Regions from separate parts of the Homo sapiens genome. Here region 1 is linked to region 2. Evidence: chromatin loops called from intact Hi-C (ENCODE). Cell type or tissue: A673. All regions are shown on one strand. Each heading gives the region's core, and the rest is flanking DNA. Links, peaks and the distances in the headings are about the cores only. Region 1 holds the start of LOC112267952 (a long non-coding RNA gene). Region 2 overlaps LOC100506207 (a long non-coding RNA gene).

The links. Peaks named below come from ENCODE experiments on the same cell type or tissue, not always from the same donor. Only the 100,000 strongest peaks of a DNase experiment are listed, where the experiment ranks them.
Region 1: it touches region 2 in a loop (2.6-fold over the local background); 3 of 110 quality-filtered maps call a loop at or near these places.

Annotation. Positions count from the first base shown.
Region 1 is chr6:8,901,469-8,909,814 of GRCh38, reverse strand. It overlaps LOC112267952 (a long non-coding RNA gene), which reads right to left and starts at 3,741. Exons shown (of 5, transcript XR_007059441.1): 1 at 3,659-3,741. In A673, for the core only: a CTCF peak has its summit at 4,856; a DNase peak (open chromatin) is centred at 4,004.
Region 2 is chr6:8,703,482-8,711,827 of GRCh38, reverse strand. All of the region lies in intron 3 of LOC100506207 (a long non-coding RNA gene), which reads right to left. Among named protein-coding and RNA genes, the nearest start is that of HULC, 55 kb to the right of the region's middle. In A673, for the core only: a CTCF peak has its summit at 3,751 (motif pointing left); DNase peaks (open chromatin) are centred at 3,737 and 6,017; H3K4me3 peaks cover 435 bases; H3K27ac peaks cover 980 bases.

The DNA of each region.
Region 1 (8,346 bases), core at 256-8,255, 200 kb before region 2:
AATCCTCATCCCTTCATCTATGTATTTTATGTGTAACAAATGCTAGCTCATTATTTTTGCCATTGATGTTAACTGCTTTTTTATTCATAGTTCTTGTTAATTGTCTACGCTTTGCACATTTATTTGGATTTTGCAATATAATTTTTAAAATTTTATTAGTGTTTATAATTTCTAGATAATCTTATGTTAATCAGGCAGACCCTCCTGGTGCCATTCTACCCACGTCCAATAGGATGGACATGCAGGTGAGTTAGTACCTATTGAATACAGCTCTAATGCAGCTGTCAACTGATAACTGGCAAAAGTTGTTGTAAATCTCTACATCCTTCAGGTGGGATAATTGTGACATATGTCTTACACACGTTTCCAGAGTTTCCAATTTTCTTGTGGTCTAAATTGAGCCAACAGTATAAATATTTGCTGTAAGAAGCTAATATCAGACAATAAGGAATATGCAAAAGTATTACATTTTTGTGATATTTATAGTGAATCATATACTAATAAAAGTCCAAATAAACCCTTAAAAATAAGCCCTCCAAGTAAACCCTCCATGTTAACCCCATTCTCCCACAGCATCCTTTATTGGGTGTATTCCTTTTCCTGCACCACTCCGCTGACTCCTGAAGTTCTCAACTCAACTATCTGCATTCTGATCTTTGGTTGAGGGTCTATTTCAAGGGGAATCTAAACTAAGAAAAAACTTCTATAACCAAAAAATGATGCAGATGCATTCTCATTTATAATCCAAATAAGCTTTAGGTTTAGTAAGTTCACATTAATCCATTTGTGAAAATTACAAATTTAGGGCTACTATACCTAATATTGAGATTCCAATCAAGTACTTAGGCTTAATGAAGCTATCTCACAGACTACATGGTCAGATGCCCATGGTAAATGGTGCTGGACTTGAGAGAAGCACACCAGCGAGCAAAAGCAGAGGATGAACAAGAGCTCCAATAGTACCACCTCCTTCCTTCCCTCGTGCGAAAGAGCAGGCAAGCAGAGTGTGCTATGTCACTTCCCAGAAAGACATAAATTTCTGGAATGTGCAAAGCAGCTACCATAGGAAGGAGGTACAATTCTGTGAAGTTTTGTGATGGCTTTCTCCAAAATGCATTCCCAAAGGTTATGAAGAAAGCCAAAACAGATGGTTCCAAAGAGTATTCACTTCTTCTGAAACGTGTGTTCTAATATTTGACACTAAGCATTGTTTTAATGATTAAGCCTGTCTCTATTTCTCTATGAGAGTAATTTGTTTCCTCCTTTTAAAAAACCCTCTTTCAAACCATCATTCTCAGCAAACTATCGCAAGGACAAAAAACCAAACACCGCATGTTCTCACTCATAGGTGGGATTGAACATTGAGAACACATGGACACAGGAAGGGGAACATCACACACCGGGGTCTGTTTTGGGGTGGGGGGGCGGGGGGAGGGATAGCATTAGGAGATATACCTAATGTTAAATGACGAGTTAATGAGTGCAGCACACCAGCGTGGCACATGTATACATACGTAACAAACCTGCACAGTGTGCACACATACCCTAAAACTTAAAGTATAAAAAAAAAACCCTCTTGTTTTCCCATTCCACATAGGCCAGTAAACCATTATTTTCTAAGCCACACAGAAGTCTTTTTTTTTTTAAGTTCTAAGAATGTATCCTTAACTTAATTTCATCAAGTTGAGAAAAAGTTTATTTTAATGAGACAATAAAAAGAACTTCAGGTGATTTTCCTGTTTCCCTGGCTTGAACAAAAGCTGTTTATGGGTGTTGTTTATTTTCATCTTTTTCTAGAACTTTAAATCAGTTAAATCAACCATCATAAGGAAGTTGTTTCATACTTGAGAATTCCCTATAAGTAAACACAATCTAAATTGTATAAAAAATGTTGAAACCTGAAAAAATAAGATTTTAATTGTTTTTTATTTGATCATGAAGCAGGGGCCTCAGAGAGGATGAATAAGGTAAAGTCTGCTGGCTGTCTCTCACAAAAGCAACCCCACTAATGCTAACATCTGGATTAGAGGCTGCATTTTCTGGGTTCGTCTCCTCTGCCTCCTTCTCCCTGATCAGTTTTGTATTAGACCTTTATGTTTTCATTATAACCTGGCAGCAAGGGCTCCCCTAAATAGAAAGTGTGAATGAAAGCAATTTTTTCCATTAACAATATATTTCCCTTTGGGGTCTCTGGCACATTATTGTTCTTTTTTTCAAGGAGCAAAAACCCCAAGAAAACTGTCTTCAGTTGTGAAGCATTATTATAGATCCTATCTGAAGGCCTTCGGTTTTGTTTTCTTCCTATGAAAACATCCTGAAATATGCCCATAAATAAATACAATTTCTGACACAACCAGCCATACAAGTATGAGCAAGTGTTGAACTAAAAACACACATCTTTTTTTAAGTGTAAATTTTCCCAAGTAGTCAATAAGAGAAAATCTGGAAGAACTGAAGTTTCAAAGTAAGGTAAAATATTACTTAAACATGTTTTTGGACAGATTGCATTTTTTTCTTGGAAACCACAAAAATATTACATGCAACAGCCCAAGTGTATTTATTTTATAGAGTTTGTTTGATTGATTGTGATATATAATGCACTAAGGCATATGTATGTATATACACACATATATAAATATACATATATAAAATATCCTAATGTCTTAAGACTGTATAGTAGTGTGTGTATATATAATAGCATATAGTATATCAAAATAATTACCAGAAAAAAGGGTTAGAACAACTGTTCATACAATCAGACCCTCCCCTTCACCTATGTCAGGTCCCCTAACTGCATTCCTATAAATCAGTAAGGCAAGGGCCCAGTGGATGCTGGGCTGTCACCTACAATGTCACTGCAAATTCTACTGTAAGAAAGCAAAACTGTGACTCTGGCTGCCTATGTAGTCTGCCCAGGGTCACAGAATAGGAAGAGTGAGGCTGAGGTTGTACCCAACAGTTCTCACAGTCCATGGCTCTTTTGACAACATCATGTGAAATATGCTAACACATTTCATGTTGTGTTGTTTTTCTTTTTAATCCACTAATTCCAGTCATTGATTGCATTCTTATGCAATCAATAAAAAGAGTGTGGAAAACAGTAATATTTTAAGCCAATATTACATACTACTTCAATTTCTGTTAGAAAGTAAAATCTAGGTAGAAAAATAATCTCTCAATACACTTCAAGCTCAAAATGGTCCATTTACAACATGAAAATACAAGCGTGATAACATTTTATGGACAGCATCACTTAAAATTAACAGTGGCTAAAAGTTTAAGAAATGCCTATTTGCAGTTATCAGTCCCGGTATAAAACAGACAAACATAGACAACAGCAACATAATGTTATATAAATAGCTGTTACTATAAAGAAATGGTCAATTCCTTTCTTCCTACTTTATTTTACTTTTTAAATTCTGCCTGACAGGTGATAACTCAATTATCTACTGTGATGAAAGAACAGAGAGAAGGGAAAGAAAGGCGGATAAGGGAGCAGCTCTCAGTATCACATCTAGTTTAAAAGGAAAAATAAACAATGGAAATCATTTACAAATTGATATGTTGGTTCTGCACTTACCATATTGGTAATTCTGAGCAAGAGAAAAAATTCCCCGAAAACAATAAATATATAAATTAAAAGTGCTCCGTGTCTTACCTAAGGCTCTCAAGGGAAAACTTGTGGCCTAGCTTTTCCTGACCCTGCCACTTCCTGCTCAGCCAGGGTCTGTCAGCTCATCTAGGGACAGCTTACAGTCACACAGGTAAATGTTCAAAAATAAACACATTCCAGTAAAGGTTACCTAATGGCTTTTCATGGATTTCGAAATCACTTTCCAACTATGTCAGCCTAAAAAAAATTCTGATAATTTATGTTACCCAGATGTTAAGAAATCCAACAGCTTTCACTACTCATAAATTTAACAGCATTAAGCACCTGCTGGCTCCAAGCAACAACTCCTGCCAAGAAGGAAGTAAGGAGCTTTGCGATACACTAATAGGCTCCTTCCTTTACCATCCAAGCTGAGTTTGGGTCTCAGTCCTGCAGCTTCACACCCTCCCCAGCCTCCCGCAGAGAGATCCTCAGGCTCCACACACCAAGAGTTCCAAAAACCCACTCTGCCAATTCTACACTGGATGCAGGAAGTGGAAACCAGAATTGGGATAGGGGTATTTCTAAATCTCAATGAACAAGGAACCCTAGCTGTTGGCTAAATTAATAAACAAGAGAAGCATCAGAGCACGTGTAAAATAACAAAAACTTAAACTTGAAAGTAGAGTAATATTAAAAAGTTAATTGTGACATGCCTTTAAACATGTGCATAAATTTTAAAACTATTTCGCCCAGAGTTTTCTCTTTCCCCTCTGCCAAACCCATTAACACATGTGAAAAATTTTGGATTCAGATTATACTCTTTCCATTTCATTTCTTTGATGAAAGTGCTAATGAGCATCAGAATGGTAGTAACATGGAAATCAGAAAAAGGTTAGATTTGAAACACATTAAAGGCCAGGATAATACTTGCTGATTCTCAAGAGTTTAGAATTGGACTTAGACCACAGCAAGGAAGTAGTAGATCTGTAATAATTCAGAGTGATTTGTAGAATTTTCATCCACATAACTGCCAATCTAAGCCTTCCTGTCTTGCTCTAGCAAGTCTAACTCATGCCTCCCTGGACTTGCTTCATCATCTCTTGCACTTCTTGTGGAAGCTCAGAATTTTAGCTATAGGACTGGAAAAAACAAACAAACAAACAAACAAAAAACTATTAGTGGCCACCATGTGCCTGATCCATCTGAGAAGGCACCAGTTGGATGGATCCATTTACCCAGGGTTACCCAGGGAAGATGCACGTTGTCTCCTGAAGGGGGCTCACTACCTGATGCAATCGTTGCCGGGAGTAATTACTGTCAAGGGCAAGATCTTTATTCTCTGATGTAAATTATCCTGCTGCTGCTCAGAGAAATGAATATCTTAGGGTACATACCTGCCATATATCAGTTAGAGTGTTTATAGTCTTGAAATGGTTAACCTCATTTACTCAATCTACATGGGGCACCTTTTCTTTTGACTGCCACTCATGATTCCAAGGCTACTTCTTATTCTTGAGGTGCTTCTCCTTTTATTTACCATTATTCTCCTTTTCCTCATAGGATATGTTGGCATAGAAGGATCTGTTGTATATGGATATCAAACCACATCCCCATCCTTTTGTACCTCCACCATTTGTTCATTGCATGAAGTACAATATGCAAGTTTCCTGCTAGTCATACTGGGCAATAAAGACGACAATCCTTGGTTTCCTCATTCTAATGGTATAGCTGGAAAATCAGAAAAATAACTCTTTATACACAAAGACTGGATATAGTAAGAAGTACTCTAGATGTAACAATAAAATGCAATGTAGTCACAAGAAAGACAGACACAATCATTTTTGGGAGGAAATAGTATTTTTTTCTCTGAGAGGTTGCCAATCTACTCATCAATCAGAGTAGCTAATATTTTTGAATGCTTACCATGTATTAGACACTATACTAAGCACTTCATATGCATTATAATTAATTCTCATACCAACTCTGTGAGGAAACAGGCTCAGAAAAGTTAGTTTGCCCAACAGCAGACAGTTGAATTGGGATCTGAATCCGGGCTGCTCTTTCTAGAATGAGAAATTTTAATGACTACTTTATACTTCCTATATGAAATAAAGAGAATATGGCCAGTGCATATATCCATTAAAATACTTTTTTCTAACTATCCACATTTTCACAGATGCAACTTTGTTGACTTGCAACTGGTTAAAGTAGCAGCATTTATTTTAAGTACTGCTTTCCAGTCTAATGAGATACGAGGAGGCTGTACTGGCAATGTTGTTATTTAATGTGCTTTTCAGTGGAAGATTCTATATAAATTATCATCATTAATCATTCATGGAAAAATGAACACTGAGTGGGTGAAGTTTTTTGTGGAAATATTATCTTAGGTTATTAAAATATAAGTAGATTTGTATGCCCAGGAGTTATAGTCATGGGAGAGAAAAGTATGAACTTACACAGCAAGTGAAACCCAAGTTAGAAGAATACTACTAGGAAGTCTTGGAAAAGAGCTGAATATTTAATTTTAGGTAGACACTATCAGGCTCTGACTTTGAAAGATTACCTAAGAGGTTCAATAAAAGTGATAGGAAAACATGAGTCCAATTAATAACAATTATATATATATACCCACATATATATATATCACCCAAGTATACCCATTACTACATCTAAGTCACTACTACCCATTGAGAAAACTATTACATCTATGAAACCCAAAAAGCTTCTATTAAAAATAAACACTCAGAAGCAAGAAATGACAGAATTCATAGAAACTAGAAATATACATTTTAAAGTCAATAGAATTTAAGGAAATATGTAAAACATGCAATAATTGAAAATAATTTTGTAAAAATATGAGAGACTTACACATAGATTAGTATCCAAGAAGTTTAAGATTCTTATAATAGAAATGAAAGAGAGTAGAAAGACAATAAACTGGTGGAAATAATCAAAGAAATAATAAAGGAAAATTTATCAGAGCTGATGATAACTATGAATCAGTCTTAAGAGCAAACATGGTGACTGAGTGCTCAGCAGGATTTTTTTGAAAAATAGACCCATCCCTGGACATATTCCAGTGAAATTTTTAAGCCAATAGTATATGAAAAATTCTTCAAAGTTCTAAAAGAGTCAATACAGCTTATCTATAAAGGATTGAATTTCAAATTGTCATGTTTCAATAGTGACGTTTACTAGAAGGCAACGTCTTCAAATTCCTAGGAAATGAATTTGTCCTAAAATTCTGTAGCCAGGAGAACTAACAATCAAATGCAACATCACAATACAACTTTTCCCAACACATAAGAACTCAGAATTTTATCTCCTATTATTTTTTAGATAAATTGAAGAGGTTCTCCAGCAAAATGGGTAAGAATTTATTTTTTTGTTCTATAATAATAAAAATAAGTGATGATAAGAGAGAAATTAATCAAAATTCTTACGCTCATAAAACTAGGACATGTAAGAGTCATGTGTGTCAGACTGGGTCCTCTAGGAAGCAGATGCCAGACAAAGAAGAAATGCAAGGTATTTACTGGAGGTGATGCCTGTGAAGGATAAAGAAGAAATGGGGAAGAGTAGGTGTGAAGAGGCTAAAGACAGAGGTGCTGGTCTGATACCTACAAAAGGTAAGCAGGTACGAGAAAGGATTGGGTAGAAGCAGTCTCAGACTATTTGATATAGCTTGGAGAAGGTCTCAGTCAGCCCAAAGGAAGGTCCAACTCAAAGATTGCTTATGGAGGGTTTCATACTGAGCAAGAATGGCCAGCTGCCAATATACCGTCATGCTTAGGCATTGGCTAAGCTGCCCAAGGAAAGCATGACCTCAGTTTGCATGTGCTGCAGTTTAAAAAGCACTGTAGTTGGAGGCTGTCAGCTAACTTCACTCCTCACAACAGCTTTTCTTGGGGGTTGAACTGAGCAGCACATATCCGAGGCTGATCTACCATGGCTAGCTAGGTCTACAGCCCATGTTTTCAACCACTGTCTTATGTTATCTGCTTAAGTCTATGGGTAGTCATTCAAGATAGGGTGATTAGAAAGTGAATAGGAGGTAAATATGGATTAAATGCAAAAAATACTTTTGCATCCAAATGCTGGAATTTCTAGAATTTCTCCATTAGAGATTAGATATTTTAATATCTTATCTTACAAAACATTAGTAGTATCTTAAACATATATATAAAACATGCACATAAACCCATAGAAAGAGAAGTAGAAAGAAGAAAGCCAACTACAAAATAGTGATTATAGCATGCTACAATGAGTGTAGAAAATGGAACAAAAACATATAAGTAATTGCTCCATATGTATAGATAGTGTCTAAAAGCACACACACACACGCATATGGCACACACACACAACTCCTAACACTATTTGCGTAAAGAAAAGAAAACTGTATGCCTAGAACATAAAAGTGGGATAAAGACTTCCAGCATTCACTTAGGAGAATTCCAGGCCAATGAAGGTGCAACTGTGTTATGTACTATTTTGACAACTTTTAGGCAAAATTCTATAAAATTTTCTGTTGGTTAGCAATGGCACTTTCTTCAGAATTATTAAGAGAACAATTGAGAAAGAGATTTTACTTCTCACCGCTTGTTTTTCAGATATACAAACTCAGCTGTCAGTTCTTCAAAACGTAAGTCCATAACTTGTGCCAAATCTGCCTCTTCTATCTGTAATCCCAGCATTTCTCCACTATCCAAGGCTACAAGACACAAACACTGTCTTTACATCCTACTTGTTGT
Region 2 (8,346 bases), core at 243-8,242:
AATGGGCTCTCAAAGTGGTGAGATTCATAGTTTCCTTGTACTCTCATTCCAGACTTCTCTGAAGGCAGATAACCGATTCCTAGATTTCCCTCTGTCAGGGAACAAAGACATCATGCTGCTGCCTCCTTATATCATTTGAAAGAGAAAGCTAATGCCAGAAAGGTACAAATGAAGTTTGAGGGCAACCTCTATAATGTATTTGTGACTGGTCCCTATACACATGGATCTGCTCTGCTTTAAGGCCACATAACAAAAAACAAAAACTCTAAGAAGCTATTAACAGAATAGCATTTTTGGCTGGGCACAGTGGTTCACGCCTGTAATCCCAGCACTTGGGGAGACTGAGGTGGGTGGATCACTTGAGCCTAGGAGTTCAAGACCACCCTGGGCAACATAGGGAAATCCCGTCTCTACCAAAAATACAAAAATTAGCAGTGTGTGGTGGCATGAGCCTGTAGTCCCAGCTACTCAGGAGGCTGCGGCAGGAGAACAGCTTGAGCCTGAGAGGTCAAAGCTGCAGTGAACCATGGTCACACCACTGTACTCCAACCTGAGCCAGACAGTGAGACCCTGCCTCAAAAATAAATAAATAAATAAATAAATAAATAAATAATATATATGGCATTTTCAAAGCTTAAAAATGTGAATTTATCTTAGCAAAGAGAAAAGCCTAAACTTGTTTAGAATAAAACACTAATGTTATACTTTAGCAAACGGGACCACTAGAGCTCAGTTAAATTTCCTTTGAGTTGATTGTTTTAGAAGCTTAAAATTAGGCATAGACTAGACTTATAACAGTGTGACAGTTAATATTGTAAACTTGACTGGACCAAGGGTGCCAAGATATTTGGTTGAACATTACTCTAAGTGTGTCTGTGAAAGCATTTTTGGATGAGATTAATGTTTTAATCAGGAGACCAAGTAAACCAGATTGTTGCCCTCCTTAATGTGGGTGGGCCTGAACCAATCAGTTGAAGGCCAGAATAAAACAAAAAGGCCAACTTTCCTGCTAGTAAGAGGAACTGCTCCTGCCTGACTGCCATGAGCTGGTACATCAGTCTTTTCCTGCCTTCAGATTCAAACTGAAACATTGGCTCCTCCTGGGTCTCAGGCTGGACGATCTTCAGACTGGAGCTACAACATTCGCTCTCCTGGGTCTCCTGCTTGCTGGCTGCAGATTTTGGGATGTCTGAGCCTCCACAATCATATGAGCCAATTCCTTGTAATGAATAAATGAATGATTAAATAAACAAATAAATAAATAAATACTATTGGTTCTGTTTATCTGGAGAATCCTGACTAATGCAAGCAGTGTTACCAATCTTTACTTAACCTTTCTAGCCATTCGTTTCCTCATCTGTAAAATAAGAGGCGTTGCTTAACTCTGAGCTTCTTTCAAACATCATGTAGTTTTCTAATTCTGTAAATGCCAAGTCAAATGATCCTTTTTATCTCTGGCTTTTATGGGATGAGAGCTTACCTTATGCCCCACACTGGACTGGTGGGTGTTACATGTATCTGCTTATCTCATCTCACAACAAGCTGGGGTGTTATTATTTCTTATTATTATAGGTGAGGACACAGAGACATTCAGTAAATTTCCCAAGATCTCAAAACCTGGAAGAGCCTGGGAAAGAACGCAGACTTATCGCCTTAGTAAAGTTAATTAAACAAACAAACAAACAAAAAATGAAATGAAAAAACAACTTGAGGAAAATATAAGAAAGTGAAAAGTAGTGGAGTTGGGAAGTAACTTCTTGATACTTAACCATAATTCACTAGGTCAATCACTCTCAACTTACTTTTCCTCCAGATTAACTTAGGTACTTCTCTCTCAAAAGAAGGTTCCAGTTTTAGGATGGTTATGACCGTTTTGTTGCTGTTGTCGTTTTCTGTCACCCAGGCTGGAGTGCAATGGCGCGATCTCAGCTCATTGCAACCTCCGCCTCCCGGTTTCAAGCCATTCTCCTGCCTCAGCCTCCTGAGTAGCTGGGATTACAGGTACCTGCCACCATGCCAGGCTTATTTTTGTATTTTTAGTAGAGATGGGGTTTCACCATGTTGGCCAGGCTGGTCTTGAACTCCTGACCTCAAGTGATCCACCCACCTCAGCCTCCCAAAGTGCTGGGATTACAAACGTGAGCCACCACGCCTGGCCCATGACCATTTTTATGCCCACTCTACCCCTTCAAGCTTTGACCCCAATCTCACTTGATAAACAGAAATTCTGCCTGTTAAAAAGAAGAGGTGAATGTGACTTCTGGCAATACTTTATTCTCATGCTTCTATTTCTCTTGTCCTGAAAATGTGTCTCCACACCTGGTTAACCAAAGCACTGTTTTAAGTAATGAATGAAAATATATGGGCATGTGAATGCGCATACACAGTATGTGTGTGGAGGCTTGTGTAACATTCTATTCTTCTCCTCTGAAGCATATTGATGAAAATGAGTGTTTTTACAGGTAGTCTTAAATTTTCCTGCACTTAATTGTGTACACAGTATATTTTGAGCAGACTTATCTACTTAATTTTGTTTGACTTAGAGTATTACTAGTGTTCACTATCCTCTTGAATTATTTCGGGAAGTGGAGAGAAAGTAATTTTGTTTGAAAATATGCCTGCACTCATCAACATATATGTAATAATAATGGCTAATATTTGTTGTATAGCAAACTGTATTATAATGGCAATATTTATGGTATAACAGGCTCTATGAAGCAAGTACTTTTATTATCCTCATTCTACAGTTGGGAAAACAAGATCTTATGGAGGGTTAAGTAATGTATATTATATCACATAAAAGCTGAGATTTAGCTAGTCTAGAAATTATACCTAAATTAAGGGAATGTAGTTTTCAGATAGGTTCAAGAAGCAGAATAATTACTAACTTTAGGATACACTCATTATGGACCCTATTCTGATTCTTCAGTGACTGCATGCGCAGCAAGGATCCTCTAACCTCTTCTCTATGAAATAGAATATTGTGTAAAACAAATGTTTTATGCTACTTCTTCTGTGCTTAAAATACACCTGCGTGTTATAAGGTGTTCTAGAGGGATCCAGGTTTACCAGGTAACTGTAGATACCAAATCCTGCCACTGTCAAGAGTCTTTAATAGAAGAGACACCCAAACCTGCTTCAACACTGCCCTATTTTCCATGATTTCTTAAAGATTCTAAATAGAATCCATCATTTGATAAGCCATGGGGAATAGTGTACTTTCAGATTGAGCAATTCTCCCATGAATAATCTAATTTGCTTTTCAGTTTGGAAACTCCCTCACTCACTGCTTCAGACTTTTAAGGGGTTTAGGATAGAAAGGAAAGGAAAGATTAAGTAAATACCTGAAGCAGCAACAACATTTTGGATATATCAAAGCTTCTACTTATTAGATTTAAACACAATGAATTTCCCAGAAAGGCAAAGAGGAGTGGCTCTAACTATGCCAGGGGGAACAGGAGTGCCAAGAGACCTGAGTGGCAGTTTGCTTGGCTCTGTGACAATGATTTTGCTCAAATGCTCCCCACCTTGCTTCCGAGCAGTGCAACAGCCTCGGTTCAAACAAAGCACTTACACAGCCTCACCTGTGGGTTGCCAACACCTCGCAGGGTGGAATCCTGGCTGTCAGACAAAACTCCGACTGAAAGTTCATTTCATAAATGCTTCCAAGTCAAAAAGCCATTTTTACTGGGCTGGTTTCAAGCATATCGCTGCCAAGACTTAAATTTCCCATCTCACACTGCCATCTACTGTCTAAGGTCCAGTGCTCTTAAAAAAAAGAAGAAGGAATGATACACCAAGCTTTCCAGGAGTCCAGGGCATTATTCGTGGATGCTCTTTTCAGAGTCCCTCTTGAACGGTAATCAAGTCTGATTGCTTTTATGTTCACCAATAACGCTATACTTCAGAGTCATATGAAATGCATGTGGACCAAAACCACATGCATTTGTGTGTGTGAACTCATGTGAGAAAAAAAAAATATAGTCTGTTTTAAAAGAATTGGAACCACCATTAGTTAGTATCCAGGGGAAATAGACCCAAGAGATCATGATTGAGAGTCATTGCCTCATTGTTTTAATTGTAGAAAAACAAAGCTGTCTCGAACTGACTGGACTTCATTGACATTAATGTGGTCTCATCCTACTAGACCTTGGCAGCTAACAAGAATCTTGAGAAATGAACAGTCAGGACTAGACAATGTCAGGATGCCCATCCAAGTCCAAGGGCGCCTTCAATCATCGCAGAACACTGATCCACTGCGGGCCTTGCATGTGCATTTCCTCCTTCCACCACTGATCATTTCCCCAAGACCAGGCTCTTTCACTTTTAGATAAATTGGCCCAAAACCCAGTGCTTCACTCTCTCCTTCATAGAGGGAGGGAATTCCCAGTCATCACTGCCACAAAAAATAAGCATTTTTCTGATATAACTGTATTTATCATTTATCATGCACCATCAATTAGTTGTTGTTTTGTTTTTTAAAGGGGCAATGGGAAGTCATAAACAAGTCTTGTATTAGAACTCCAAAGAGCTAGTCTTCATCATGACTTTGGCACTTAGCATAAGGATGCATGACCTTGGATAAGGCACTTGATGTCTGCAAACCTCAGCCTCTGTTTCTCTATTTGAAAATGGGGATAATAATTATTTCCCTTCCTGCCTTATAGGTTGAAAGAAAATAATTTAAGTAAGCTATACAACTTGAAATTTGCTAAGAGGATATATCTTAAGTATTCTCACCACCTCCTCATCGAAAAAAGAAAAAGGAAGAAAGAAAGAAAACTATCTGAGGTAATGGATATATTATGAGCTTTATTGTGGTGATTATACATATATCCATCAAATCATGAAATTGCACACCTCAAATATTTAGTTTTTAGTTGTCAAATAAGTCAATAAAATTTAAAAACTTACCAAAAAAGCTACACAGAAGTGAATGATCATTAATATTAACACTGTAACTTAACTCTGCATGCATATTTTTCCATTTAATTTAAGTGTCACTTCCAGTTGCACCTAGAATCTAAAGCTGTATCTTTCATGCAGCTGAAACATTTGTTGAATGACAGACTGATAGATTGATAGTCTCTGGAATTTCCTAGGAAATTCCACCTATCTACACGGAAGCACTTAAGTTCTCCAGAGAGCATTTACATTAATTGTCCAACTTTAAATAACATCCTGATAAATAGAAAAGAGCTCACACAGGGCAAAGCGAGATGTTTTTAATTGAAGTCCTTGTGGTACTTTTACTATTTTAATTTTCAAAAAGCATTTGCACTGCTATCAAATGTGTTTTTGAGAAGGTATACAAAATAGAACAAACTATAAGATAAATTTATTTGCTTTAAGTTGGAAAATAGCAAAACTTTCCTCGCTGAAAAACCACAACTGAGCAATAAGGGAAAAGTCAGAATTTCCAGAGAAGTAAAACTAAGACTTTTAGGCCACCCATTACAAAGCAAACCATTTTTAAAACCTTAAAAATAGCTCATTAATATATTTGTAAAAGAACACCACATACTAACAAACAAAAATAATTGTGTGCTTGGGTGCGGGGTGTGTGTGTGTGTGTGTGTGTGTGTGTGTAAGTATATGTAGGTTCCGAATATTTCAGGAAATAAGGATCTATGTTGATGTATGTAGATTCATTTCTTTCCATTTTGATTATAGTCACATATTTTCAAGATACTATGCATTAAAGTTAGAGTCAACAGCCATGAGATTGACAGAGCAAAAGAATGGCCTTTAATATGTTCAAACTGATGTCTCTGACTTAACACCACCATGCTTCTTGCTGAAAATATGTACTAAATTCATTCCTATTGCTTTCCCTTTAAACTAGTGAATTCTACTTTCCTTACCATTAATTAAGTCTATATACCATATAATTTAAGTAAGTTCATCTATGAGACTTTGGAGACACAAAATAGAGGAAAACCACAGGAAGCCAGCAGGAGGTCAGAACAATGCTTAGAGGATTATTCTGGCACAGGCTTTCCCTAAAGGGGTCAGCTAGTGATCTAAGAAGGCACCACTCTGAGCTTTGCAGATGCGAGACTGAATCCTGCACCTCAGAACTACAACTGGGTTAGTTTTTACTCTGGACTTGGTAGTACTTTCAGATGGAGGAAATCTGCCTTGGGGAAGAGGGTAGAGCAGTGTCTGTACCAGGCGTCTCTCACATTACAGTGTGGGCCTTGGACTCCCAGGGAGGCTTGTTAAAACATAGGTTGCTGGAGTCTCTGCCCAGTAGGCCTGGGGAGGGGCCTAGTATTTGTATTTCAAGCAGCTTCCCAGGTGGTTTTTTCCCAGGCTGATTTTCTTATATTTCTCTGTCTTCTTTTTTAAAGAAAAGGGAATCTGTCTTTTATTTCTAAGGCACCACTACATGGCCTAATGTTCACTGGCACATACTAGGAGCTCAATAAAAGTTTGTAGAATAAATGAATGTTTAAGTAAATTTAAATGCATAAAAATATAAATGAATGATGTAATCAACTAAAGTTCTATGTATGCTGGAAAAATAAATATAGATGTATACTGGAGGAAGTTCCAAACATCTTTTGAGTACCTACTATGTGTCAGGTGCTGTGCTAAAGAGCTAGTTATATGACAGTAAAAAAAAAAAAAAATAGATTCCATTTGGATCATCATTTAGTTTGTAGTCAAGTGGAGAAGATATACAGCTATGCATCACTTAGCAACAGGGGTATGTTCTGAAAAATGTGTCCTTAGGGAATTCTGTCATTGTGGGAGCATCATAGAGTATATTTACACAAGCCCAGACGGTATAGCCTACTACATACCTAGGCTATGTGATAGAGTCGGTTGCTCTTGAGTTACGAATCTGAACAGCGTGTTACTGTGCTGAATACTGTAGACAATTGTAACACAAGGGTAAGAATTTGTGTATTTAAACATAGAAAAGGTGTAGTGAAAATCTATACCTTTCGTACTTATAAAAGATTTTTATATGGTACATCTGTATAGAACACTTCCCATGAATGGAGCTTACAGGACGGGAAATGGCTCTGGTAAGTCAGTGTGTGAGTGGTGAGTGAACGTGAAGGTCTAGGACCTTACTGCACGCTACTGTAGACTTTATAAACACTGTACATTTAGGCTACACTAAGTTTATTTTTAAATATTTTTATTTCCTCAATAATAAATTAACCTTAGCTTACTGTAGCCTTTTTGTGCACTTTTTAATTTTTTAAACTTTTAGACTCCTTTGTAATAATACTTAGCTTCCCACACAAATGCATTGTATAGCTTTACAAAAAAATATTTTCTCTTTATATCTTTATTCCATAAACTTTTTTCTAATTTTAATTAAATTTTTCTTTTTACTTCTTAAATATTTTTGTTAGTTAAAAATGAAGACAAATACACACATCAGCCTAGGCCTACACAGGGTCAGGATCATCAAGATCTCAGTCACCGCATGCTCTCACTCATAAGTGGGAGTTAAACAGTGAAAACACACGGACACAGGGAGGGGAACATCACACCCCGAGGCCTGTTAGGGGGTGGGAGCCAAGAGGAGGGAGAGCATTAGGACAAATACCTAATGCATGCGGGGCCTAAAACCTAGATGACGGGTTGATAGGCGCAGCAAACCACCATGACACACGTATACCTATGCAACAAGCCTACATGTTGCACATGTATCCCAGAACTTAAAGTAAAAGAAAAAAGAAAAAACAAAAAGATGCCACTAGGCAGTAGGAAATTTTCATGTATCCAGGAACTTAAAGTAAAAAAAAAAAAAAAAAAAAAAGATGTCACTAGGCAATAGGAATTTTTCAACTTCATTATAATGTTATGCAACCACTGTCATACCTGCAGTCCATCATTGACTAAAACATTGTCATGTAGTGCACAATTGTACATTAAAGACATAATTACCAATGTCTAAAATAGATTGTGACGGAGGAGCACACGGTGCATGGAAACTCAGGCATGCTGCAGTGGTATGGGCAACTGTGGAAAATTTCTTTGAGCTCTGAACAGTAAGTGAGAATTATCCAGATTTAAATTGTAAAGATGTGAATATGAAAATGAAAATTCACTTTTACATGAAATATTTGAATATATCATATAAATCACGTTGATAGTGCATTTGGACCCTGCAGCAAGAAGACCGCCTGTTCTTTCAAATGTTTTCAGGCCAACAAATATCAGTGGTCTATAAGAACTCTGGATTTTTGTTGGTTTTATAAAAATTAAAACATAGAAGAAATCCAAGTTTTTAGTGAGTGACTATAAAGAGAAAAGGAACAACAGTGAAAAGAGTAGTAACATGTTTGTTGTAACTGGCATTTATCATCTCAAATATTATTA